Linked DNA regions of Homo sapiens: region 2 is linked to region 1. A link is an interaction called in ENCODE POLR2A ChIA-PET data of the cell type or tissue named here. Cell type or tissue: B cell. All regions are shown on one strand.

Region 1 (5,000 bases):
CATTTTAAGTATGAGGAAAATGAAACAGAAAGACTGGGTTTCTTCCTTATAACTCAAGGTCTACAGGAGCTGATTAGATCCCTGGCGCCAGTGACTGAGCATTTCTCAGCCTTGTCCTCAGAACCCAGAAGCATCTCCCAGGGACGTGCCAAAATGCCACGTTTCCAGGATGTCATCTAAATCTGTAAACTGTGAATAGGTGAGGTACAAAGATGCCACTTATGGGCTGTGCCAACTTGGGCAAGTTACCCGACTGATCTGTGCTTCAATTTCTCCATCAGTGATAAAGGTTCACATACAGGCTGTATGTAAAGCGGGAGCTTGATGAGAGAGCTGGTGGGCTCAGACTGGTGCAGGCAATTGGCAAGATTCTTGAGGAATCACAACCTGATGGTGTGTCTGTGTGATGGGCCAGTCGCTGCTGGAGTAGCTCAGTTATGTGTTCCATGTAGGTTTCCATGGAAATTCACATGTAACATTCCTAGTACCTACTTCAAGAATTTTGGTGGTGGCTGGGTGTGGTGGGTCATGCCTGTAATCCCAGCACTTCAGAAGGCCGAGGTGGGCAGATCACGAAGTCAGGAGTTCGACATGGTGAAACCCCGTCTCTACTAAAAATACAAAAATTAACCAGGCGTGGTGGCACATGCCTGTAATCCCAGCTACTTGGGAGGCTGAGGCAGGAGAATTGCTTGAATCTGGGGGACGGAGGTTGCAGTGAGCCAAGATAGCACCACTGCTGTCCAGCCTGGGCAACAGAGCCAAGACTCCCTCGGCTGGGGGGGTTGGTGGGGGCAGGGTAAGAATTTTGGTGATCTCTGAAAATCCGGATCCCACAGCATGGGTGTGATAGAAATGGCTCTGCAGAGTGTGATGGGAACCTCTTGTGACTGGTCGTCAGAACTAAGTTTGAGTCCAACACTCACTTTTTTGGCAAGGTGCTTCCCCGCTCCGTGATGCAATTCTTGCATCTGCAAAACAGGCGGTGGTCATGGGATATTCCCGCAGTCTGCTCCACTGGGTACCTACAGAGATCCCTTGACATTTAACACAGGCTTCCTGTGATCCAGGAACTACTGTACGAACTACTGTAACTACCTCCTATATTAACTTTTCCAAACCTTGATAGCAACCTTATGAGGGAGGTGGTGTGATTATTCCCATTTTGCAATTAAGGTAACTGAGCCAGAGAGAGAGAAAGCAATATCCATAAGATCACACAGCTGAAGGGTGAGAGCTATAAAAATTGCTGGGAATGAAGGGCCATGGTTCTTGGCCATGGTTCTTGGCCATGGTTCAGAGCTGTGATACCAACCATCTTCCACTTGTTCAGGGAGAAGGTGTTTGATCCTTTTCTTCACTCAGCTGCCTTAGGAGTTGGGAGGAAATTTTGTTTCAGGATACCTAAGTTCTTACAAGTCTCAACAATTGTACTTTCTGTTCCATCTACATTTCAAATTCATTGTCCCTTCTCTTTCTTTCCATGTAATTCAGCCAGATTCGAACCCTTTAGATCCCTTCCTCTAGGGAATTAAGGTTGGTAGACCAGCTGAGTAAATGTGACTCAGAAAGTCAATATCCACCTGGGCAGGGATGAGTCATTTCTTTCTAGTTAGCTATTCATGTACATTTTAAAGCTCGCCACACAAAGTCATTACATTGAGGCTATTAACATGTTTAATAGTGACAATAATAGGGTGTGACCCATGGCATATAACCGCATTCAGATAAGAAGAAAGAGTTTTCTTTTTTCTTCTTCCTGTAATTGCTCAGTCAATACCATTTTCACGGAAATACTTGCAAACAAACTTTTAAAAAGTTCATTGTCCAAAGCCTTCCCTGATTCCTTGTTTCCTTCCTCTTCAGGGGTTCTATAAACTTTTCCTGATCAGTGGCCGGGGATTAGCGAGATGGTGCACTCTGTCCTGATTTTGTGGTTGACCTACCCTTTTGCTGGTGTTGAGCCTGTTTTTATTGCATTTTTTGGGGTGTGTGTGCGCGTGCACGCGCATGTGTGTTTTTTCAGGAGGGGGCACATTATTGCTGCTACTTGCTTATTAACCTCTCAATCTAGAAATTTCAGGGAAGAAGAGACTTCCGCTAAATTTGCCAAGCTAGACACATAAACAGGGAGTTAGCCATTTTGGTGAGAGGAAATGAAACTTTTCTTGGGTTTATTAGACCACATCCTATGTGGCTTATTTTATGTCTGATTTCTAAAAAGCATGTCATCACGGTCAAAGTTTTATTTTTGCTTGTTAGTCATTTGAAACAAATATAGATATTGCTTCATTTCCTGGGTACTGTATTTTTCAGTACGTGGTATGTATGGAAAATTTGGGTTTACACAATGAAGTGCACTAGAAGGGAAGTATTTGCTAATTTAGAACTCTCTACATTATAACTTTGGATTAGCAAGCATTCGGCTAACTAAACATTTTCATTTATCTCCTACCCCTGATTATATAAAGAAGCAGATGAGACAACCAAAGAAATACCCCTCCAAGACAAAGTGAATATTTTGAAATACTTCCTCTCAGTCTTTTAAAAAATGTGATTTAAAAATCGTAGGTGGGATCATACTATACATGCACTTGTTTTCTGTTTATTTTACATCTCTCTATACTAGAAACACTTTCCTATATATGCCACAAAAACTGTGAAAGTACTAATGATTATCCCTCCTGTCCCTTAATATGCTTAGCTATTGCCCCAATGAACTCAGACTGTTTCCAAAGTTCCGCTGTTGGCCGGGCACTGTGGCTCATGCCTGAAATCCCAACACTTTGAGAGGCTGAGGCAGGTGGATCACTTGAGGCCAGGAGTTTGAGACCAGCCTGGCCAACATGGCAAAACACTGTCTCTACTAAAAAATACAAAAATTAGCTGGGTACGTGGTCCCAGCTACTCGGGAGGCTGAGACAGGAGAATCGCTTGAACCTGGGAGGCAGAGATTGCAGTAAGCTGAGATTGCACCTTTGCATTCCAGCCTGGGTGACAGAGCAAGACTCCATCTCAAAAAATAAAAACAAAAAACAAAAAACCAAAAAACAAAGTTCCACTATAAATAGTGCAACTGCATCTCATGTGGCAGAGGGTGGAAGTTGCAAATAGTGAAGAGAGAGTGATTCTGGGACATTCCATAATGCCCCCTTGATGTATGTGACCCATCATTGCTTCGCATGTATAGCCCCGGATTGTTCTGTGTGAGTGGGCCGGCAAATTCAACTCCTCCTCACCCCCTCTCTACCCCAGTTCATGCTCACTGGGTAGGATGGGAGGTGGGACTGCCAGATTATTTTTATTTTTTCCTTTCCCACATTGTCTATCTGCCAATATTTTTTTGTTGAAGTCTTTTAGGCTAAATGAGCGGACAAATTTTCTCTGCTGATCAACCGCCGTGGTAGCATCAGTGGGCACTGCAGTGCCTCCCTGGGAATTTTTAATGCCTCAGTGAGGTCATATTCCCAGTGTAGAGGGAACATGACGTAGTCCCACTCTACTTATCAGATGCAGAGCTTGCTACCAGGAAAACAGACGCGGAGAAGCCGGGATCATTTCTGGCCCCATTTCCCTCATTGTTCACCATTCCTTGGACTGCAAAGAGATGTCATTGTAAACGCTATCCTTTTCATTTTGTATACTAAGCAGGAAGCCCAGGCACTCTCTGTGGAGGTCTTCCAAGGAGCTCATCCATGCAGAAGATAGGAGTGTTCCTGCACCCTGCATCCTAGCCTCAGTGAGCCCACTTGACACCCCCCAGGGTGCTGCAAGCTGTGCCCATGTCTCTCCACGTTAGTGGCTACCTCCCTTTTCCCCTTTCGTCGTGAGTCACGTATTTTCTTTGTGTCTCGTGTGACAAAGGTCACTCGTAGAGAAGATTTGGGCCTTTGGTGTGTGACATGTCATCCCCACAGTTGATTGTTTTGGCTCCTCCCCTTTTGTAATGCTGTGAGGTGACAGGTCAGTTTTTAATGGGCTAGTCTGCGTCAAGGGAGAGTATAAATTAGCCTTAAGACTTTGTATTCCATATAGGGTTTCCCATATGAGAATATGCAGTTAGCACTTAGGGAGAGGGGTAGACGCTGCAGGGGTGGTTTTGACTTATCTGCCTATCAGTCAGCGTCTCTGTTGACGTACCTGTTTCTCAGATAGCAATCCCTTTTATGACGTCAGCAAGGTAGATGTTTGGAATTTGGAAATGGAGAGGAACCATATTTCAGCCCAGACTCTGGAACTTAATTTACTCATTTTTATTAAGGGCAGTGATTATTAGGCAAGCAGCTAATAGCAGATCTGAGTTCTTATTCTTCCTTATAAGGCCTGTCCTATGGACCTTATTGGAAAGGTATTTATTGCATCAGCTGCTGCTGGTTTAGTCAGGAGCACCATCATCTTTCACCTTTTACTTCACACCCATCCAGTGTTCTCTGTCACGTCTCTGAAAGGCCATTTCAAACCGGTTTGCATTAAGAAAAATCAGTAGTTTCTTTTTTTTTTAGTTTGGTGGAAGCGCCATAGGAGGCCAGATTTGCTTTTCCTGGTCAATGTCTGGCCTCTTCTGTGGGGGCCAAAAATGAAAGAGGAGCAGCCACACCCTTTTAGATTCTGGCCATGTCACAGCACACTTACAGCCAGCTTCAGAGGCCAGTGCAGCAGGGAGAAAAGCTCTTGGCTGGGAAGATCTAAATTAGAGGCCTGTTTGTGCTCAGAGTGAAAGTTTCTGTTTTGGAAAAGCCAGCTCCCTCCAGAGGGGAGGGTGGGGATGGGAAAGCAACGAAGACACCAGAGAAAGAAGAAATAAGAGGGGGACGTGAGGAGGCATGTAGTGACTGACTGCAGGACATGGGACCCCCCTGCTCGGCTTCTGCTCCTACCCCACCGGTCACTGGGTCAGACAAGCTTAGCCTGAGCCCCGCGTCACCATCCCTGTCCTAGTGGTAGCCTCTTGCTGTTTAGAAAAACAGAGTTGGGGGAGATGACAGTAGCTTGCCTGTGAT
Region 2 (5,000 bases), 670 kb before region 1:
GAACTACTTTACAGTGAATAATGAAGGAGAGGTGGGTAGGTCATGCCCTGTGGTCAGACAGTCATGGTGGGGAGGTTTATATCAGAAAGAGCAAATAATTGTAAGCAAACTTGGATTTGGCCCCTTTGAGATTGTTAGCAAAGAATTAAGCATTCTGAACTTCACTTTCCTATCCCCTATAGTGGAGACTTAGATCTGGTGCTCTTCACAGTGTAGTGGAAGCCATCAAATGATTTAAGGGGAGCAGGTGTTTCATAAACTGCCCACGCTGGGAGGAGCAGCCTTTGCTATTGTCACCGCCTTGTATGTCTGCTGTGCAGGTCTGCATCAAGGGTACAAACGTGTTCAAAGGATACCTGAAGGACCCTGAGAAGACACAGGAAGCCCTGGACAGTGATGGCTGGCTTCACACAGGAGACATTGGTCGCTGGCTCCCGGTAGGTATATCATCAGAACTCCTGGAAGTCTATGCTAATGGACTGAGAAGAACAATCTGCTTATAGCAAGAGGTGCAGAAATGCAAGTAGGTTAATCAGCTGAGGCAGCTGGAGGGGATTAGGTTTGTACCCTACCTGGCTTATGACTTCCTCATACTATCCAGAGAAGAACATACAGACTGAGGTGGTGGATCACCTGAGGTCAGGAGTTCAAGACCAGCCTGGCCAACATGGTGAAACTCCGTCTCTACTAAAAATACAAAAATTAGCTGGGCATGGTAACGGGCACCTGTAATCCCACCTACTTGGGAGGCTGAGGCAGGAGAATCGCTTGAACCCAGGAGATAGAGGTTGCAGTGAGCCAAGATTGTGCCACTGCACTCCAGCCTGGGTGACAGAGACTCTGTCTCAAAAAAAAAAAAAAAAGAACATACAATTGAAAGAATCTAGGTTAAGTTAAAAAAAGGCTGGGCATGGTGGCTCACACCTGTAATCCCAGCACTTTGGGAGGCCGAGGCGGGCGGATCACAAGGTCAGGAGATCGAGACCATCCTGGCTAACACGGTGAAACCCCGTCTCTACTAAAAATACAAAAAATTAGCTGGGCGTGGTGGTGGGCGCCTGTAGTTCCAGCTACTCGGGAGGCTGAGGCAGGAGAATGGCTTGAACCCAGGAGGCGGAGCTTGCAGTGAGCCAAGATCACACCACTGCACTCCAGCCTGGGGGACAGAGCGAGTCTCTGTCTCAAAAAAAAAAAAAAAAAAAAAAAAAAAAAAAAAAATATATATATATATATATATATAGGCTGGAAGTCATGAGATTTGTGTTCTGGTTGCAGCTCTTCCATGGATCAACAATATAAAATTCTGAGAAAGTAATTTAACGTGTGAATAGGAGCTGCCAAAGCTAGAAAGTCTTTCTTAAAAAAAAATTTTTATAGAGATGGGGTCTCGCTGAGTTGACCAGGATAGACTCAAACTCCTGGCCTCAAGCAATCCTCTTGCCTTGACCTCCCAAAGTTCTGGGATTGCTGGTATAAGCTACCACACCAGAAGTACTGCCAGAGTACTTTTGGTATTTTGATCACACTGTTACAGAAGACACCAAGATGTAGACCAGTTGAAGTGTTTTCTTCTTGCCTTATTCCTTATCGAATATACAACCAGCAAGCAGTAAGTCAGTGATCCTAGCACTGTTTTTAGACCCAAACTGAAGGTGGGATTCTTTAACAGGTCAGGTAGACCTGCACATCAGAGTTGGCATGGGTCCCCTGCAATGGAATAAATTTGCTACCAGCCAGGGAAAAATTAGGTGACTTCTCTAGGAAAGGGGAAGGGAGATGTACTACTCTGTCCTTTTTTTTTCCCCCTTAACTTTTCTTGAGGCAGAAGTTGTGGTTTGAAGCCAAGTGTGGCAGCTCACGCCTATAATCCTAACACTTTAGGAGACTGAGGAGGGAGAATTGTTTGAGGCCAGGAGTTTGAGACCAGCCTGAGCAACATAGCAAGACTCTGTGTCTACCAAAACAAAACAAAACAAAAACCCAAAAAACTTTGGTTTGATAATGCCGTTGGTCCACAGCTTTTGCCTCTTATGAGTTTCTTGGGATAAATATCCTCCCTATTAATTCACAGGCATATCAAAACAAGGAAGAAGGATTTCTAAATCAAGTGTTTGCAGAGGCTAGTGTTTGTCTCTCATTGACCTTCACAGCCCCTTTCTGTGGAAGATACAGAGACATATTTTTAGCATAGCTTGATAATTAGCAGTAGTTGCTATTAGTTTTCCTAAGAAGAAAGGAAATTATTGCAAGGGCAGTGATGGGATTTCCCAAAAGATCTTCCCTCTCAAAAGTTTTGTCTTAACTATGTGCTGGGGAAGTGGGAATGTCACTAGAACTTAAAACTCCTTTCTTGCTCAATCAATATTTAAGATTTAAGTGAGATTTAAGGAATGCTTGACAATGTAACTTTTAAGAACACTGGTCCTAACGATGCATTTTATTGATTTGGGTTTGGTAGTATCTTGCTAATATATTTGTTTCTGTCTAGTAACAGAATTAAATAACACTCTAATAAGCCTAGGATGTAAGCAACAGATATGTCCCCACACCAGGGTTATAGAAGGCTGCACCTTATTAATCACTTTCAGATAATGAACGTTAGGCTGAATTGATGGCTAATTTATCAAGTCGGCCTTGTGATAGTTCCAGTGTTGGTTTAGTTAGTCGCCCTACTTAGGGTGTTAGCATGTGGATTTTATTTGCCATTTGTCCCAATTCTACAATTCAAATCCCTAAAGACCTAAGCTCCTCAGACCAATTAGTTCAGAGAAATGAAGCTGCAAATGACCTTTGGTGGCTGGTCAGAGTCCTCTCAGCCCTGTTGCTGTCCTAACAAGCCCAGTAATTGAGTTGCTTGATTAGCACAGTGGAGCTGTTTGAGCCTGCTCCCGGATCTAACAAGGAGGAAAACATAACAGGGAGTCAAGTGGTGGGAGAACTATTCAAATCAAATCAAAAGTCTAAACAAAAGACAACACCTCTATTTCTGAGAGTTCTGAAAATGAACTAATTGGAAATTAGTGATTGGAAATTGAGAGCTGTGCAATTTCTTCCTTGGATGAGGCATCAATTTGCATAACTCCAGTAGATCCAGGAGACTTTCTCTAAGGCTGCGCATTGACTCTCCACATAGATATACAGTAAAGACAGGTTCTTGCTGCACGATGCTTCCCTCCCCTTTCACCAAAGCCAAGAAAGAGAAATGAAAGACAGCTCAAAAGTCTCTGGAGAAATCAGCTTTAGAGAAGAAAGATGACTGTGACTTCACCACTCTCCCCACTGATATCATCTCTGTGGCTCAAAAATACTGATACTTTTATCTGTCTCATGTAGAATGGAACTCTGAAGATCATCGACCGTAAAAAGAACATTTTCAAGCTGGCCCAAGGAGAATACATTGCACCAGAGAAGATAGAAAATATCTACAACAGGAGTCAACCAGTGTTACAAATTTTTGTACACGGGGAGAGCTTACGGGTAATATATCATTTTAACAATAGCCCATTTCAGTCACAAACCATGCTGGTTCTTGTAGCTACAGGAAATTTGTATAGTTGGGTTCAGAATGAGAAGATCCAAGCTTATAAAACTAAAAAAAAAAAAAAAAATGAAGTTACATTCCAAACCTCAAATAAGGCAATTTCAATTTAAAAAATTTCAAAACTATGATGGACGTTGTACACAAGTCAGTAGAATTGTTTAGAATGGCTATACTAAAAGGTAATGATTCAGTAAAAAATGAGCTCCACATTGCACTTAGTTCCCATTCCTTAAGGAGTTCCTTAAAGCTATGTTTAAGAGCAGTATGTATAAAACAACAAACTGTTGCAATATATATAAAGCAACAAACAAAAGTTTGATCAACAAACTGTTGTTTTATACATACTATGCTTAAACGTAGCTTTAAGGAACTCCTTATCCCAAAACAACGAACTGTTTTATACACACTGTGCTTAAATGTAGCTTTTAGGGGACAAGGGGAGAGTTGACATGGACAAGCCAGAGGCGCTTTAAGCTTAATGTTGAAGGATCAGATTTGAATGGAACATCTTTGTAATGAGATATTGAGTGGGAAAATGGGATTACAGTTCCATGGTGTTGAAAATATATGGTGAGAAAAGAACACTAGTACTGGATTTAAGGTTTTGGGGAAATAACTATTACAATGACATAATTCTGCTTTATTTAACTACTGGGGGACATCCCTACATAACTTCTCTCATGCCCTTGCACCTTTTATTTCCTTTCCATAGTCATCCTTAGTAGGAGTGGTGGTTCCTGACACAGATGTACTTCCCTCATTTGCAGCCAAGCTTGGGGTGAAGGGCTCCTTTGAGGAACTGTGCCAAAACCAAGTAAGTCTTGCCTAGGAAAGCTTTATGCACACCCATGGGCCCATCGTGGAGGAGAGGATGCCTCACCAGTTCCTGCATCTGTCACAAGTGGCTGCAGCCCAAACAGACTGAATAGTTTTATGGGACTCGGGGATAGGATGGAGAGTTTAAAAAATAAAACTCTCTTTTCTATTTAAAATAATATGTTCATTGTGGGAAAAGATTGGGAAAGAAGAGTAAAAATGCTATTCAGAGAAAACTGTTAACACTTAGATGTGCCTTTTCTTCTCAGTTTTTCTTTCAATATTGGGCATATAATGTGCTTGTGCATAGTTTTATATTCCTGCTTTCATACTGCATGGCTTTGACAGGCACTTTGAGTTGGTTCATGCTTAGCCCTTCAGGCTTTTTGAAACAGCCATGCTTTAAGTGATGTTTTGTATTCTTAGGTTGTAAGGGAAGCCATTTTAGAAGACTTGCAGAAAATTGGGAAAGAAAGTGGCCTTAAAACTTTTGAACAGGTGTGTGCTACCACTGATGTTATACTGGCCTCTTGTCAGAAAGTTTTGTTTAAAGTTTCCATCTAATGAGGTTTAAATGTATAATTTCTAAGGAATTGATTTTAGATTTTGTGCCATTAACTACAAAATGACCTTTTGTAGTTAC

Evidence for each region. ChIA-PET counts read pairs that join two places held together with the same protein. Peaks named below come from ENCODE experiments on the same cell type or tissue, not always from the same donor. Only the 100,000 strongest peaks of a DNase experiment are listed, where the experiment ranks them.
Region 2: POLR2A ChIA-PET joins it to region 1 with 5 read pairs; 2 of 35 experiments call an interaction of 5 or more read pairs at or near these places.

Annotation. Positions count from the first base shown.
Region 1 is chr10:113,092,089-113,097,088 of GRCh38, forward strand. The region is part of intron 5 of TCF7L2 (transcription factor 7 like 2); the gene reads left to right. Among named protein-coding and RNA genes, the nearest start is that of SNORA87, 49 kb to the left of the region's middle. In B cell, no CTCF peak of the experiment used is centred here; a DNase peak (open chromatin) is centred at 2,203.
Region 2 is chr10:112,422,005-112,427,004 of GRCh38, forward strand. It overlaps ACSL5 (acyl-CoA synthetase long chain family member 5), which reads left to right. Exons shown (of 21, transcript NM_203379.2): 16 at 1-31; 17 at 321-437; 18 at 3,334-3,477; 19 at 4,254-4,355; 20 at 4,784-4,855. It also overlaps a transcript of ZDHHC6 not described here. Among named protein-coding and RNA genes, the nearest start is that of ZDHHC6, 22 kb to the right of the region's middle. In B cell, no CTCF peak of the experiment used is centred here; no DNase peak of the experiment used is centred here.